Linked DNA regions of Mus musculus: region 1 is linked to region 2. The links are chromatin loops, found by intact Hi-C in ENCODE. Cell type or tissue: left cerebral cortex. All regions are shown on one strand.

Region 1 (8,000 bases), 310 kb after region 2:
AAAAATTAGTCATAAACTTAAAGGAGGAAACAGGTTTCAGCAATTATTAATGATGAACATGGCGTTCTCCATCCTTCTTCCTTCATCTGCAGTTTCCTACAGCTTCTGTGAAAGCATTGTTTGATTGTGTTTTGCAGACAAGTTCTTAGCACAGCTCTTCACTCAGCCCCATGCTTTGCTCTAGAAACCTCAGCATGGCCCAGGTAAAGATCAGCCTAAAGAGCATCTCCTCCCAGACCTGGACTATTAACTATAATCTATATTGTAGACTCTCAACACATTATCTAGTGTTTCCAACCACATAAAAGTGAAAATACTCAAGAGAAAATGTTTTGGAAAATATTTTGGTGGGTTTTTTTTTTGTTGTTGTTGTTTTGTTTCTTGTTTTTTGTTTTGTTTTGTTTTTTTTTTACACTTTGGTAAATACCAACCTCAGCTCATTAAGTACACTTAAAAAAAAAAAAAGATTTCTTTTTATTTATATGGGGCAGGTGGGGTCCCCTGGAGCTGGAGTTACAGGTAGCTGTGGATGCTGGAACTGGGAAGAGCAATCAGTGCTCCTAGCTACTGAGCCACCTCTCCATCCCTGCTCCCAAGTACATTTGTAATCACAGTGCTTACTTACAGGAAATAATTTGCATTCCAAGTTTTTAAACTTGCTGTTTCCACAATCACAACGAAAATTTCTATTAAAAAAAAAAGAACATATATTTACGTCTTCTTTTGAAATTAATCACTCTTTCAGTACCAACCATAACTCCCTCTGACTCATTCCTAGACTCTAAATGGCAGCCTTTCTGATGTTCGTGTCTCTTGTTGGAGTTTTCCAACAATAAAACAGATAAATACAAATTACCATTCTGGACATCACAACACATAAAAAACAAATATCTGTATCACTCACACACACAAACAAATGAGATAATGAAAAGATGAGAAGTTTGAGCCAGTCTCCATAATTAAAAGGCCTATAGAAAAACCATTCTCTCCCATATTAATTTTTACCAACACACAATTATTCTGAATAAAAAGCAAGATTAAGCAGCCATTGAGGTTGCGAAAGAATCTAAACATTCAGAAGACACTCAGGAAAAAGCATTACCTTTTTGTGTATAGTTCAAACAGTTTATGGCTTCCATGACATTCGTAACTGCAAGCTAGACAAATCCCTGCGGGCTCTTCTCCCTCTGGCGTGCAGGTGCTGCAGGCGTACAGTGCTTGTCTCCCCACTGAGCCCTGAGACACCAGCCCAAAACAAAAGGGAAGAAGAACAGAAAGACTAGTTAACCAACAAAGGGTCAAAACCACTATTTCAAGCCCCAGATCTATTCGGATGCTTAGCTTTATGTAAATTTTTTTCTTATAGCAATAGGAAGTTTAAATCTGTGAATAACTTGATCTGTTTAATCATTTTAACACATGAAAATAAAGGTGAGTTTACAGTTTACAGGTTTAAAAGATTAATACACCTTTTTTTTTTTTTTTTTTTTTTGGTTTTTCGAGACAGGGGTTCTCTGTGTAGCCCTGACTGTCCTGGAACTCACTCTGTAGCCCAGGCTGGCCTTAGCTCAGAGATCTGGCTGCTTCGGCCCCTGAGTGCTGGGTAATCCGTGTGCCACCACCACTTCGCTCACATTTCTCTTCTTTTTTTAAAGAGGTTTTAGTTATTTATATTATGGATATGAGTACCCTATTTGCACGTATGCCTGCATAACGGAAGAGGGAAGGCATGGACCTCATTACAGATGGTTGAGAGCCATCATGTGGTTGCTGGGAATTGAACTCAGGACCTCTGGAAGAGCAGCCAATGCTCTTAACCACTGAGCCATCTCTCCAGCCCTCACATTTCTTATTTTAGAAATTCTTATAATTCAACCATACAGAAAAATTAATCATTTTAATTTGGGGAGAGATGTATGGGGAAGCATCTAGAAGTATAATTATGCCCACTACTTACTGTCAAGTAATGAAGTATAAAAAAGGGCAAGTGTGTTCAACAGAGACAAATGTTTTAAAATGTTGAAGGAAAAATAGCAAAACTTAGAAGTGTTGGTAAGGGGATTCTCAGCACACAGGGCCGTGGTAGAGGGGACAGAGCACAGGTCCATACTGGTGCAGCAAATGCTTTACTGAGCCTGCCAGTGAACTACCACACACACTTCTATTCTATTTCAATCTGCTCCTAGTTTACTAAAGAATTTGCCGGGCCAGCGAGATAGCTCCGTGGGTAAAGTCACTGGCTCTGTAAGCCCGGAAACCTTCGGTCCACCTCCAGAACCTATACAGAGGTGGTGAGGACAACCGCTTCCATAAGGCTGTTCCCTGATGCCTGTCTGCATATGCTATGTGGTACATGTGCCCACACACATCAGTAAGCAAGCTTGTTAAAATCAACCTGGAGTTAGAGAGAGATGGCCCAGAGCTTAAACGCACATACTGCTCTCTCAGAGAACTAGCATTGAGTCCCTAGTACCGTGTTGGCAGCGCACAACCCCCTGCAACTCCAGTTCCAGGGGGATCAGATTCTTCTGCCCTCAAGAGCATCTGTGCGCACATGCACATAGCCACACAAATACTTGAAAATCTAACAAAACAAAAGACTGCCAGGTGGTAGTGGTGGTACACACTTTTAATCCCAGCATTTGAGAGGCAGAGGGAGGCATATTTCTAAGTTCCAGGACAGCCAGTGCTACATAGAGAAACTCCGTCTCAAAAAAACTAAAAGAAAATAATTATTATTATTGATATACTTATATAGAGATATGACTATTTAAAAACAAAAACTTAGGACCAGGCCTTTAATCCTAGCACTTGGGAGGGAGGTGGATCCTTGTGAGTTCAAGGTTAGCCTGGCCTACATAGTGAGTTTCAGACCAATTAGAACCACTCAATCTGACTGTCTCAAAAAACAAAAACAAAATTCACCAGAAACAAGACTTTAAGCCAAGCATGGTGGTACACACTTGTAATACCAGCAGCACTTGGGAAGTGAAGATAGTCAAAAATTCAAGGCAGATCTGAGGGACATAAGATCCTACCCCCAATTTTAGTTAGTATTGTATAAAAATAAGTATATTAATAAAGAGCTTACATACAGACTTAGGATCTTTCTTTCTTTCTTCCAATGAAGGGGTGGGTGTGTGGTTTAATGGTCACAATGAAAAAGAGAAATAAAAAGGAAAGGACATGCCTGTTCCTTGGGAGGTTGAAGGAAAAAGTTTACTATAAAAGGAAGAGCTCGGAGGCAAGGACTTTTAGGAGAGTCCAGAGGCTAAAGATTCTGAACTGGGCCCTGGGAGAAGAGCAAGGAAGGGTAGGGGATAGGGATGGGGAGCCAGGTGCTACAGCCAGGAGACCCAAGAGAGCTGCATAAACAAAACGGCTGCATTATTTAGGGAAGGGAAGCTGGGGGAAGGGTAGCCCGGCTCCTGGGCTGGAGAAGTCTGGGAAAGTGGATTGGGTATGTCTGCCAGGAGAGTCCCGGAAGGGACAGAAGGGCAGGGAGAACCAGGAGGCCACCATCGGCTTTGATATGTTAAATAGGCACAACAGCAGAGTCCAGGGTTTGAAACCTAACAATGATCCTCCAAATTTAAATACCAGCGACCATGCTGTGACTACTTCTGGGATACAAGATTTATTCAACAATTTTACAGTGCAAACCCAACTTGGTCAACGAAGACAACTAGTATTATGACTTCAGTCCACGCCACACCATAACTCCAAGTCCCTTCACTCCTACCCCAGTCTCCCACTCCACCCATGGGCATAGTTAGCCTGTTTCCTTCCACCAATTCTCATCCTTGTTGTTAAGTTTCCTTCCTACCCACCCTTTTCCACGTTAGTACTTAAATGTACAGTATGCGTCACTAAACACTACATCTCAGCCCCTCAAACTCTCTCGTTCAAAAGGTCCCACAAATGCCAAACAGATCCTTTTCTCCTCTTGGCTTTCCAGTCCCCAGAGAGAGGGGATGTCACATAGCACATACACACGAAACTTCATTTAACCAGAAAGGGGGTGAGGTGGGGGCAGCTAGCAGTTAAACTAGACTACAGGAGTGTCCGGAAGCCGAACCTCACCGGAAGATTTTCAAAGCCGGCCCACTTTCCCTTTACTTTTCCCCATCTGGTCCCTAATTAAGATTCTTGGGCGGTGGGAGAAGTGGAGCGAAGAATATCTGGGTTTGAGAGATCACGAGAACAACCTCGTGAAAAGCAGGCCACCAAGAGGCGACAACTGGAGGACCGGAGCCTGCAGTGTACCATCAGCGGAACCGAGGGACAGCCCTGGTGGCGACAAGCTGAGGATGAAATGGCAGCCGGGCCGGGGCTGTAGAAGCACAGAGTAAAGGGCCGCCGTGAGTGGGCCCGGCCGCGGCCAGCGGGAAACAGACAGGACGGCGGGAGCAGCCGGGCCGCGCGCACCTGCGAGTAGGAGCACTTCTCCGAGTCGCTGCCGCCCAGGACGGCGCACGCCTCATTCTCCAACTCCTCGTCTTCCTCGAGCACGTCCACCAGCGACACCACGGGCTCCAGCTCCGCCTGGCACTCGGTGGGGCTCTCGGCTCCGGCCATCCTCAACTGTCACCGGGCTCCGCTGCGTGGGCCCAGGAGGAGGCGGGAAAAGTGGCCGCCGCCAGGGGCGTCGCGAGAAGGCGGGGCCCCGTGAGGAGGCGGAGCCCGAGCACCAGACAGCCAATCCTAAGGAAGGACACGGAAGAAAATGGGCGGGCCAATTTCGGGAAATCGGAAGTCATTCCTCCTCCTCCTCGCCTCTCCCGCCCGCCCCGGCCGCAGGCTGGCTTCCGCTTCCGGGTGGCGTTTCTCCGAGGCGCGCTGTTGAAGCTGAGTGGTCGCCATGGAGCTTTCGGGCGAGTACGTCGGTTGTGACGGGGAGCCGCAGCGGCTACGAGTGTCCTGTGAGGCGTCGGGAGACGCGGACCCTCTCCAGAGCCTGTCGGCGGGCGTGGTCCGGATGAAGGAGTTGGTAGCGGAGTTCTTCGGGACCCTAGTGGAGCAGGACGCGCAAGGCTTGGCGGAAGATCCGGACGACGCTTTGGATGGTGAGCGCGGGGGCGGGGCGCCGGGGGACACTGGCGGGACCGGGCAGTGTGAAGGGCAGGCTAGAGAAGGCGAGCCCCGGAGAAGAGGAGCAATCGCTTCTAAAAATCCTTAGAACTCGCTGCCCTCTTTGTCTGATATCCCACCGCCCCCCGTTTTTGCGACTTTTCCCACCAAAAAAAAAAAAAAAAACCGTGGCGAGCGTTGGACTAGGGACTGGTCAACGGACGAAGTCAGCTTGACTCCCTTGCAAAGAACGCAAAGGATTAAGATAGGCAGAGAAAGTGGCGGTCTGTAACCATTGCTAGCTGGCACGAAGACCCGAAAGGGCGGGAAGGTAGACCTGGTTGTTGAAAAACGGAAAGGAGTGAAATTAGAAACGAGAAAACGTGTTTGACAGAATGAGGAGAGCTTCGAATGACCGAGGCCCACTTTGTTTTAGGGAATCTTAACCCTCTCAGTTTTGTAGCTATTGTTTCGAAAGTAAAAGAGTTCTTTTTAGTTTAGCTTTTTGGTATTCTTAAATTAATTGATCGTTTCATTCATGTATTAATGCATTCAGGTCATGGTCTCTATCCCCCGCTGAACCCTTCTCGACAGGGCTCCTCGCCTTTCTTTCCGGCCTTTTTTTGTCACTGGATTTATTTAAGGATATTTGTATGATATTTACTGGAACTAGGGCAACACAGCAGTGACTAGACCACTGAAGAAAAACAATGACTCCCCCGCCCCCCATTAACCGCCAACCGCTCCTCTGAGAGGGGTGGCGCCTCATGAGCCCCCCCCTTCCTTGATGGAATGTTTACGTTGCCATCTTGTGCTGCCAGAGTTTAAGGGCTATATAATGTCCGAAAGCACTACAGCCCTTCCCGTCCTCTTACTTTCTCTCACCCCCTCTCCTGTTGTAGAAATTAACTGTTAATTTTGGTGGCTTGGGGTTTGTTTGCTTTTAAAGATGGATGTTTACCTGCATGCTTGTCTGTACACCTCTTATGTGCAGTGCCTTCGGAGGCCAGAAGAGGGCATCAAATCCCCTGGAACCAGAGTTACAGATAGTCAAGAGGGTGCCTCGTACATGCAGGGGAAAAGTAGGTGGTGCTCTTAACCACGGAGCCATCTCTCCAGCCCTAGCTCTGTTAATAGGAATAAAATTATTTTGTAGACATTGTCACCATGTAACGGTTAAACCAGCCTCGCTTTGGATTTGCAGAGACCTGCCAGACTCTGCCTCAGCAGTGCTGGAATTAAAGAAATATGCCACCACACTCCACTGTTGTTACATTTATTTCTAATCTTGAATTGAACACCAAGATAGATGTTTCATTGTTCTGAGCTAAGGAGTCAATTCTTCTGCAGAGGAGATTAAACTTCCGTATTCTTTATAATATAGTTATTGGCTGTCATTAAAAGGAACAATAAGGGGCTGGTGAGATGGCTCAGCAGTTAAGAGCACTGACTGCTCTTCCAAAGGTCCCAAGTTCAAATCCCAGCAACCACATGGTGGCTCACAACCATCCATAATGAGATCTGACGCCCTCTTCTGGTGTGTCTGAAGACAACTACAGTGTACTTACATATAATAAATAATTTTTTTAAAGAAACAATAAAAAGTATTAGCTAGATGTATTATTCACGGTTCTTCAAAGGAGCAGAGCTGATAGAATAAGTGTGATATAAAGATATTTATTAGAATGGCTTATGGCCTGTGATCTGAGTAGCCCAAAACTGGCAGTCTCCTGACAGAAAGGCTAAGCATCTGATAGTTGTTTGGTCCATGAGACTGGATGTCTCAACAGTCCCAATCATGTACTGGAGTTCCTGGAAAGTCTTAAGAGAGCTGCCAGTTTTCAGTCTATGTTGGAATCCTAAAGAGTAGGTTCTAACACCAACAAAGGAGTATCTTGGGCCTCTCAGTAACAGGATAGATGAACTTGATAGTCAGTGAGGGCAAGCAGGCAAAAAACAAAAGCTTCCCTCCATATCTTTTCACCTGGGCTGGGCAAGTTGACATTACTTGTCATTCTAAGATAGGACAGGCCACATTGTTGGTGGAAGTGTAAAGTGGTTATCTTAATTATATAGTTAGAGAAGAGCCTAGCTGTATGGCCAAGGTATTTGGATATATATTTTGAGTCTGAGTCTTATTTCTGGGAGCATTGGTCTAGGAGGAGGAACTGGAATCAGACTTCTACAAAATGATACCCTATGTTGGGTGCCAATAGGTTGTAATAAATTAGGAGTTTCTACTCCACCTTAGATCATTTAGTTCTCAGATTAAAAGACTTCTATTACTGTTTTATAATATGTAATAATATGGGTTTTTTTTTTTTTTTGGTTTTTGGTTTTTAGTTTTTCAGACAGGGTTTCTCTGTATATCCCTGGCTGTCCTGGAACTCACTTTGTAGACCAGGCTGGCCTCGAACTCAGAAATCCGCCTGCCTCTGCCTCCTGAGTGCGGGGATATAATACAGTTTTAATGCACTAGAGCTGGGCAAATATCTCCTTTCTAAGCTATTCTGAGCCACTTCCCCCAAAATAACCCCGGGTTATAACTTACCGTGTTCTATCTGGGCAGCTCTTAACTCCAACTGGCCTGTCCTCATGGCATGGCCATGTTTTCATGACTCACCTACCCCATGGTGTCTTCTCTCCATCTTCTTTTTTTCATGGTTCTCTTCAATCCACAAGAACCGAAACCATACCTACCTCTCCTATCCATCTATAGGCATCTTTATTCAACCAATAGTTTTAAATTAAGGAGCAGGGTCACATATCATTACTTGATATATGTGAGGATTCTCTCATCCCTGGGGCAACAAGACTTTGGGGGCCAGCATTTAGCATTACATTATTAACAGGCTGGCCTCGAACTCAGAGATTTGCCTGCTGCTTCCTGCCAAGTGCTATAATGAAAGGTATACATTTACTTTGTTTTT
Region 2 (8,000 bases):
TCTGAAAACTATCTTATGAAAGGATGTTTCTGCTGAAGCAGACACGTGGGAGGACGTTTTGCTAAGAACAGATTTTTCTTTCTGGAAGCTTCCTGGGAAAAGAGCATGTAATATCTTGCTAGAGCAGACGCTTGAGAGGACACGTGGTGTTTGGAAAGGGTATAAGTATAATCCAACAAGCAGTGGCCAGTGCAGTGTGGCATTGGTTTGCCTTGCCACCCATGCTAGTCTTCATTTGGCTTTACTGACGCTGGCCTTCAGTGACAATGCTGTGGCATTGGTTCACCTCATCTTCTTTGCTGATCATCACTTGTTGTGACTTTGTAGAGAGAGACACACCAAAGAACTCCTGGTGGTGTTCCAGCAGCTTCTTATGGCTTCCTCTGTCTGACTCAGGCCTTTTGGCAGAGCCTCATGGTTTCTTGTGGATTGAACTATGTGTTGCTGGTTCATAGCCGGTGTTTGCAAGGAGATCGAGCTACTGCTGCTGACTTGTGTCAACTAAACTGCTGATACCCTGACAATGCAGATTGGATTTGCCCCAAAAACTATTTCTAAACAGGTCCACATCCTACTTTTTTGCCCTATTAGCCTTTCCTTTCCACTACCTCTAGTGAGTGGTGGTCTAGAAGGGCGGATAAAGCATTTAAGTACGCTTATTAAAGTAGGTTTTGAAAAATATAAGCCTACCTTCTATATTATACCTACTAGAATAAAAGTAATAAAGTGTTGACTATTCCTGAGTCTTTACCTTGTAACATAAAGTGTGGAACTCTTTTTTATCTTTTTTTTTTTTTTTTTTAGTAGAGGATCAATAAGCAGCTGTGTTAAGAGAATGCTCTGGAAAGGATAAATGTATTATCTCACTGAGGTATCCTTATTCTGCCCAGCTCCTTAGCATGTCTTCAGGTGAATCAACCCCCAACACCCACTCTTGTACAAGATGCGACTGCCACATTGCCAATTTTGTCATTAGTAGAACATGATTTTAATATTTTCAACTGTTAATTTTCAACAAACAGAATAATCATTTTAAGATATATGCTCCCTTTTCATTTAAAATTTTATTGATATGGATACTGTCTCTGTGCCCTCTGGCTAAGGGCTTGTCTATCTTGTTGATTGTCTCAGAGAACCAGCTTCTGGTTTTGTTGATTCTTTATATAGTTCGTTTTGTTTCTATTTGGTTGATTTCAGTCCTGAGTTGATTATTTTCTGCTGTCTGCTCCTCTTGGGTGTATTTGCTTTGTTTTGTTCTAGAGCTTTTAGGTGTGCTGTCAAGCTGCTAGTGTAAGCTCTCTCCAGTTTCTTTTTGGAGGCACTTAGAGCTATGAGTTTTCCTCTTACCACTGCTTTCATTGTGTCCCATAAGCTTTGGTATGATGTGTCTTCATTTTCATTAAATTCTAAAAAGACTTTAATTTCTTAATTTCTTCATTAACCAAGTTATCACTGAGTAGAGCTTTGTTCAGCTTCCATGTATATGTGTGCTTTCTGTTGTTTTTGTTGGTATTAAAGACCAGCCTTAGTCCATGGTGATCTGATAGGGTGCATAGAATTATTTCAATCTTCTTATATCTGTTGAGGCCTGTTTTGTGACCTATATGGTCAATTTTGGAGAAGGTACCATGAAGTGCTGAGAAGAAGGTATATTCTTTTGCTTTAGGATGAAATGTTCTATAAATACCTGTTAGATCCATTTGGTTCATAACTTCTGTTAGTCTCACTGTGTCTCTGCTTAGTTTCTGTTTCCATGATCTGTCCATTGCTGAGAGAGGGGTGTTGAAGTCCCCCACTATTATTGTGTGAGTTGCAATGTGTGCTTTGAGCTTTAGTAAAGTTTCTTTTATGAATGTGGCTACTCTTGCATTTGGAGCATAGATGTTCAGAATTGAGAGTTGATCTTGCTAGATTTTCCCTTTGAACAGAATGAAGTGTCCTCTCTTTTCTTTTTTGATAACTTTTGGTTGAAATTTGATTTTATTTGATATTAGAATGAAAATAGACACAATAAAGAAATCACAAAGGGAGACAACCCTGGAGTTAGAAAACCTAGGAAAGAGATCGGGAGTTATATATGCAAGCATCACCAACAGAATACAAGAGATAAAAGAGAGACTCTCAGGTGCAGAAAGTACCGTGGGAAACATTGACACAACAATCAAAGAAAATACAAAATGCAAGACGCTCCTAACCCAAAACATCCATGAAATCCAGGACACAATGAGAAGAGGAAACCTAAGGATAATAGGTATAGAAGAGAACAAAGATTACCAACTTAAAGGGTCAGTAAATATCTCCAACAAAATTATAGATGAAAACTTCCCTAACCTAAAGAAAGAGATGCCCGTGAACATACAAGAATCCTACGGAACTCCAAATAGACTGGGCCAGAAAAGAAATTCCTCCTGCCACATAATAATCAAAATACCAAATGACTAAACAAAGAAAGAATATTAAAAGCAGTAAGGGGAAAAGGTCAAGTAACATATAAAGGCAGACCTATTAGAATTACACCAGACTTCTCACCAGAGACTATGAAAGCTAGAAGATCCTGGGTTGATGTCATGCAGACCCTAAGAGAACATAAATGCCAACCCAAGCTACTATACCAAGCAAAACTCTCAATTACCATAGATGGAAAAACCAAGATATTCCATGACAAAACCAAATTTACACAATATCTTTCCATAAATCCAGCCCTACAAAGATAATAGATAGGAAACACCAAAACAGGGAGGGGAAACTACACCCTAGAAAAAGCAAGAAAGTAATCTTTCAACAAACACAAAAGAAGATAGTCACACAAACATAATCCCACCTCTAACAACAAAAATAACAGGAAGTAACAATCATGTTTCCTTAGCATCTCTTAATAACAATGGACTCAATTCCCCAAGAAAAAGACATAGACTAATAGAGTGGATACATAAACCGGACCCAGCATTTTGCTGCATACAGGAAATGTACCTCAGTGACAAAGTCAGACACTATCTCAGAGTAAAAGGTCAGAAAACAATTTTCCAAGCAAATGATCCCAAGAAACAAGCTGGTGTTTGAACATTTCATATCTACCTTTAAGAACTTGAAAATGCATATCTGTTTACCCCCTCCAGAGAGAGCGTCCAGAGACACTCTGGAGAATCCATCCACCATACAGAAAGTCACTTCTTGTTCTTAACTTCGAAAAGCCAAAGCCATGCTGAGTTACGATTGGAAACCTTAAATCTCGAACTGCTCCGGGGGTAATTCATCATCCTTCGTTATTCTCACCAATAAGCCTTCTCTTCTAATTAATCTATTATTAGCTACCTTGTGAGACCCACTTTGGGAAAGGAGAGGTTCTCCTAACGACATAACTTCTTATCTCTCAGAATCATATCAGACTGGAATCATATCATACCACTCTAAGAGAAATAACAGGAAGCATGAAGATGCTTCCTGTTCCAGATACTCAAAACTGCCCAGCATGTAAAGATGCAATGCTATGAAGGAGTCAGTAGGTGGCACCAAAGAAGAGAGGACCATCTCCTATCTCCATAACTGCTCAGCCTCTGAATCCTGGAGTCACAGCCATTCCTGCTGATGGTCTGTATTCGGATTTATCCTCAAATGTCTTATATCCGCCCAGTTTTAAACTGTCTTTTTGAAAGACAAAAATCACAAATAAAAATAAAACCTAGAAAATTCTTTGAGGGAATAAATATCATGTATTACTGCCAAAACCCGATGCTGAGCCTCCACTTTTCTGAGTTAAGCACAAATGAGATTGTAATGAAGAAATACGGTGTCTTCCCCACTGAGCATCTACAACTAGGTAGCATGAGGAGAGGCATAGAGAAATCTGTCCTCCAACACACGGAGAGGGCATTCTGGCAGTTCTAGGAACCATGTCTGGAATTTTAAATCGCACAGTGTGAACTTTGACTGTTACTGGAGTTTTCAATTGGAAGCTGATTTAGGGCAGCCAGAGTGAGCAGGAGTTCCCAACAAATCAGGTCTGGCCACTCATCCCAAAGTAATGGTTGAAGACAAGAAAGGAATTTGGTATTCAGGGTCATCACACTGGGAAGACATAGAGGGCGAAACCTAGTCTCCAGAATACTGGAAAGACAGAGAGTGGAGCCTCTCTTCCAGAACACTGGCAAACTTGGAAATTACATGGGGAAGGGAATGTGAGATCCGCACAGTGGAGCAGTCTCCATCAGACTGTTGTCTGGCTAGGCATTATCTCTGTTCTGCCCACACAGAATATTCTCCATGTTGAGAAATTTGCTCCAAATGAGGGGGAGGGAGCCAATCAGGATGCAGTTTACATTATCTCACTGGCTGTGTATCCAACAGGCCTATGGTGCTGGAAGTGGGGTGATCTGCTCCCTGTGAGATGCCTGTCCTGATTGAGGGCTGGGCAGTCTGTTTTCTCACAGGGTTATCTCCTGCAAAGCCTGGGTGTTCTTGGAAGGTGTGCAGTAATTGCTGAAGACTTCAAAGAGCCATTACAAGAGTCTGAAAACAGGACACCTTAAAAATGGGTGGTTGAGCACTTGTAAAACTACCTTTGAGATGCTTTTATCTCAGTGCCCTTACCCTTGCAGGGGTCTAAGTAATTACAACAACCCACCTGTAGGCCCAGTTGATCAAGAAGGATCTGACCCATAAAAGACCTGTAGGAAGTGAACTACAGATGCCAGGCTTTACCCTGCTTCTAGAGACCACTCGCTGGGCATGTGCAAGCCCAAGGGAAGATCATTGCTTTTAGTAAGAAGTGATGTTTGAGTCCTTGCCACTCTGCCATAATCTGGAAGGTGAACATGAAGCCACAGAAATGTCCCTCATTGGCTGCAAGCCAGAAAAGAACTGAGACCCCAAGTCACACAGAAACAATTTCTTTTCTTTCTTAGTAAGAACAAGCAACACTAAGAATAAACACATACTTAAGTTATTACAGACACCTTACAAATCCATCATGCCAGTCTTCCCTATTCCAAACCAAAGCTGAAACAGCACATCATCAAAGATTAGAGTATCACACTAACCAACCTTGGTTTTTGTTTGTTTGGATTTGGATTTTTCATTTTTGAGGCAAAGTATTGCATAGTAATCCTGACTGGCCTGATACTCAGGGTATAGTCTCAACTGCCATGGACCACATAGCAATCCTTCTGCCTCTGCCTCCTAAATTCTGGGTTTATAGGTGTATGCCACCACATCCAAGTAGACTGTCTTTGGCTGTTGACACACAAAGAGGGATGGTCAAATGTAGCATTGCCCCCAACCCCTCTCCCGCAGCAAGGCCTAGATAGGTGACCTCCACTTACCCTGGCAAATTCCATGGGTTTGGGAAGAAGGCACATGACCATGACATCAAATCGGACATCACATACTGTCTTCAACCACTTGGTGACAAACTGGGGCTTCAGCTTTTCCACCAAGCTTCCAACTTCATCATCCATCATGTACGCCGTGGAATGAAACCACTGAAATACCATAGCCACCAGCCGGGCCAGGCTCTCTGTGGGCGTGTTCTCGCTGGGTGTGCAGAGGCTCACCTGGAGTAGCAGAACAGACCTCAGTCAGGCTCCTCCACCCAGCGCTACAAAGTTATGACAAGCATATTTAAAGAGGGGAAAAAGGAGGGGCTCCAGATGATGCATTCAAAACCAGCAATGTTACAAATGGTTACCATGTATCCAGAACTACAGTCCTCTCTAAAGGCATGCATGGATCACCACAGTAACATCCCCTGAGCATCTCCTAAGCATTGTCTTCCTGTTGTAATTCCATTATGTAACCTGAACTAGAAATTTTTTCCAAAAGATTAAGTCGATAAAGTGATATTTCATCAATATCTTCAATTTTTAAAAAAAAATGATCATATTTCAGTTCTCAAAAGACCTGATTCAGGTAAAAAAAATTTTCCATCAGTAACAACTCTGATACCCAAGTGCTTCTCCCAACTCACTGTGTTATAAGTAATTTTTAAACAATATCTACCCGTTCTGAAACAATAGTTTATTGAGCACTTGACAGGGTCCAAAAAAAATACAAAATTAATTAATTAATTAGTTAATTAATTAAATCATTGTCCCTGCCTTCAAAGAGTTTCCAACAATAGGAGTCACTGTGTTCCTGTATAATAAGTTCTTGGAAGCAAGACATGTGGAACCAACAATTAGTTCCCAATTTGGTAGTCTTTTTTTTTTTCTCCCAAGAAACTGTGTGCAAGCATAGAAGAGGGAAATCACTATGGAGACATAATCCTTGTATCTAGCAGGCAAAAAAAAAAAAAAAAAAAAAAAAAAAAAAAAAAGCCTGCATCTCTGCAGAACAGGCTCGTACAGCTGGGTCTTTGCAGTATCTGATCTCTACTGGATGAGTAGTGGAGTCGACTCAAATCAGTGTAACGACTCCCTCCCCAGTAGCCTGACTATAGTTCGTATATGTATATCTAGGTATATATGTATACCATAGACCCCCCCTTAACTATACAAACATTTCCTCATGTACATAAATGATAAGACGTAAATCTCTGGTGCCTCATGGTAAACCTAGTACTTGACAGCCTGCCCCAGCCCGCACTACCATTGCGTCCTGTGAGGGAGGTGAGCTTCACTGAGGCAAGGCCTTGGCACTGTGGCTCTTGCTGCCTTGTTTGTTAAAATCAAATTGGGTGAGGGGAGCACTGACAACTATAAAATCAAAAATATTGATTCACCCTGAAAAACCTTAAAGATGTTCTGCATCCTGAAGTATCCCTTATCTGCCAATATTTAATGGTTTCCATAAGAACAAACAGGCATATCCATCTCGTTATATTAGCTTCCTTCATCTTTAATAAGTGATAAGCTTTTATACGTGTACCAAAAATTGGTTGTCAAAATTAAATTTCTTTATAATTAAAGAGGAAAGGTTCCCAGGATTCTGGAGACAAATATGGACATTGTAACTTTCTAAAGGCATTCTTGGATACAATAACAAGCAACCCAGAGTTGAGAGCTGCTACCCCAGGGTATACCCCCCCCCCCATTTGAGGGTTAATTCTTCACTCTTTGCTGTCTCCTTTTGGGAGCAATTCCTCCTCAGATACAATGCAGGGGTTCGGAGGGGAGCAGAGAGGGGCTGGCGTCTTTTCCTTACTAAGAACCATATCCCGAATTGGCTGAGCAGCCTCTGGTCGTGCTTGTCATCATCTTTGTTATCAAAATCAGTGTTGTCCAGGGAGTGGTGGGAGGACGAGAGGCCCAGCTGCCGCCGCCGGTTCAACTCGTGCTCCCTCTGCTCTGCGTGGAACTCTGCTTCTTTCAACAAGCTGGCCGAGAGAGAGAGGGGGACAGGTAAGAAGAGGCAAAAACACATCCTATCACACAGCCTATTTGCATCGCCCTGTGAGCCCTCAAACATTGTGCTCACCCTCGTCTAAGTCCCTGTCATTTACCCAGAAACCTTAGTTTCATTTTCTTACTATGTCCCCATCTCAAAGAAAAGCTAAGAGTTTCCTTCCTCCAGTCGGTCACAAGAAGGTTGATACGATCGATCGCTCCTCACAAGGCAAGACTGGTCATTTGCACCCCACGGGAAGAAGTGTGGGTATCAAGTGTTCAAGGCTCTGGAAACAAGGGAGTGGCTCCTCTCCAAGCTTGCTGAGCAAGCAGCAGACAAAAAGTAATAATAAGGAATGTTGGCAAGGGATCAGCGAAAGCAAGTCGCTTCATGTGCACTGTTAGCATTGGAAACGGATACTCACGCTTTCAAAAACAATTTGGTAACGTATTGTGAAGATAGGTATACCCTTTAACCAGCTAACCCACCTCTGAGACTATGTAGGAAGAGCCCTGTACAAAGTATCAAAAAGCTGTTTATAAAATATAAAAAAAGAAAGCCATATAAATGTACAATGGCAGAGAAAAACAAATAATTACTCTGTGTGTGTGTGTGTGTGTGTGTGTGTGTGTGTGTGTGTGTGTGTGTGCATGCGCGCATGCTCGCAGTACATGTGAGTT

The links. A loop is a pair of places that touch in the nucleus more often than their neighbours do. Peaks named below come from ENCODE experiments on the same cell type or tissue, not always from the same donor. Only the 100,000 strongest peaks of a DNase experiment are listed, where the experiment ranks them.
Region 1: it touches region 2 in a loop (2.6-fold over the local background); 15 of 42 quality-filtered maps call a loop at or near these places.

What each region holds. Positions count from the first base shown.
Region 1 is chr12:102,754,607-102,762,606 of GRCm38, reverse strand. It overlaps Gm20604 (predicted gene 20604), which reads left to right and starts at 4,797. Exons shown (of 2, transcript NM_001142939.1): 1 at 4,797-5,066. The coding sequence starts at 4,862. Gon7 (GON7 subunit of KEOPS complex) reads left to right here and starts at 4,797. Exons shown (of 2, transcript NM_001142938.1): 1 at 4,797-5,066. The coding sequence starts at 4,862. It overlaps Ubr7 (ubiquitin protein ligase E3 component n-recognin 7 (putative)), which reads right to left and starts at 4,632. Exons shown (of 11, transcript NM_025666.2): 1 at 4,429-4,632; 2 at 1,103-1,236; 3 at 626-686. The coding sequence starts at 4,578. In left cerebral cortex, CTCF peaks have their summits at 4,430, 4,640 and 6,073 (motif pointing right); DNase peaks (open chromatin) are centred at 3,470, 4,218, 4,768 and 6,135; H3K4me3 peaks cover 2,894 bases; H3K27ac peaks cover 1,499 bases.
Region 2 is chr12:103,060,654-103,068,653 of GRCm38, reverse strand. Unc79 (unc-79 homolog) reads right to left here. Exons shown (of 49, transcript NM_001081017.2): 13 at 7,138-7,309; 14 at 5,319-5,549. Among named protein-coding and RNA genes, the nearest start is that of Unc79, 120 kb to the right of the region's middle. In left cerebral cortex, a CTCF peak has its summit at 3,502 (motif pointing right); a DNase peak (open chromatin) is centred at 3,515.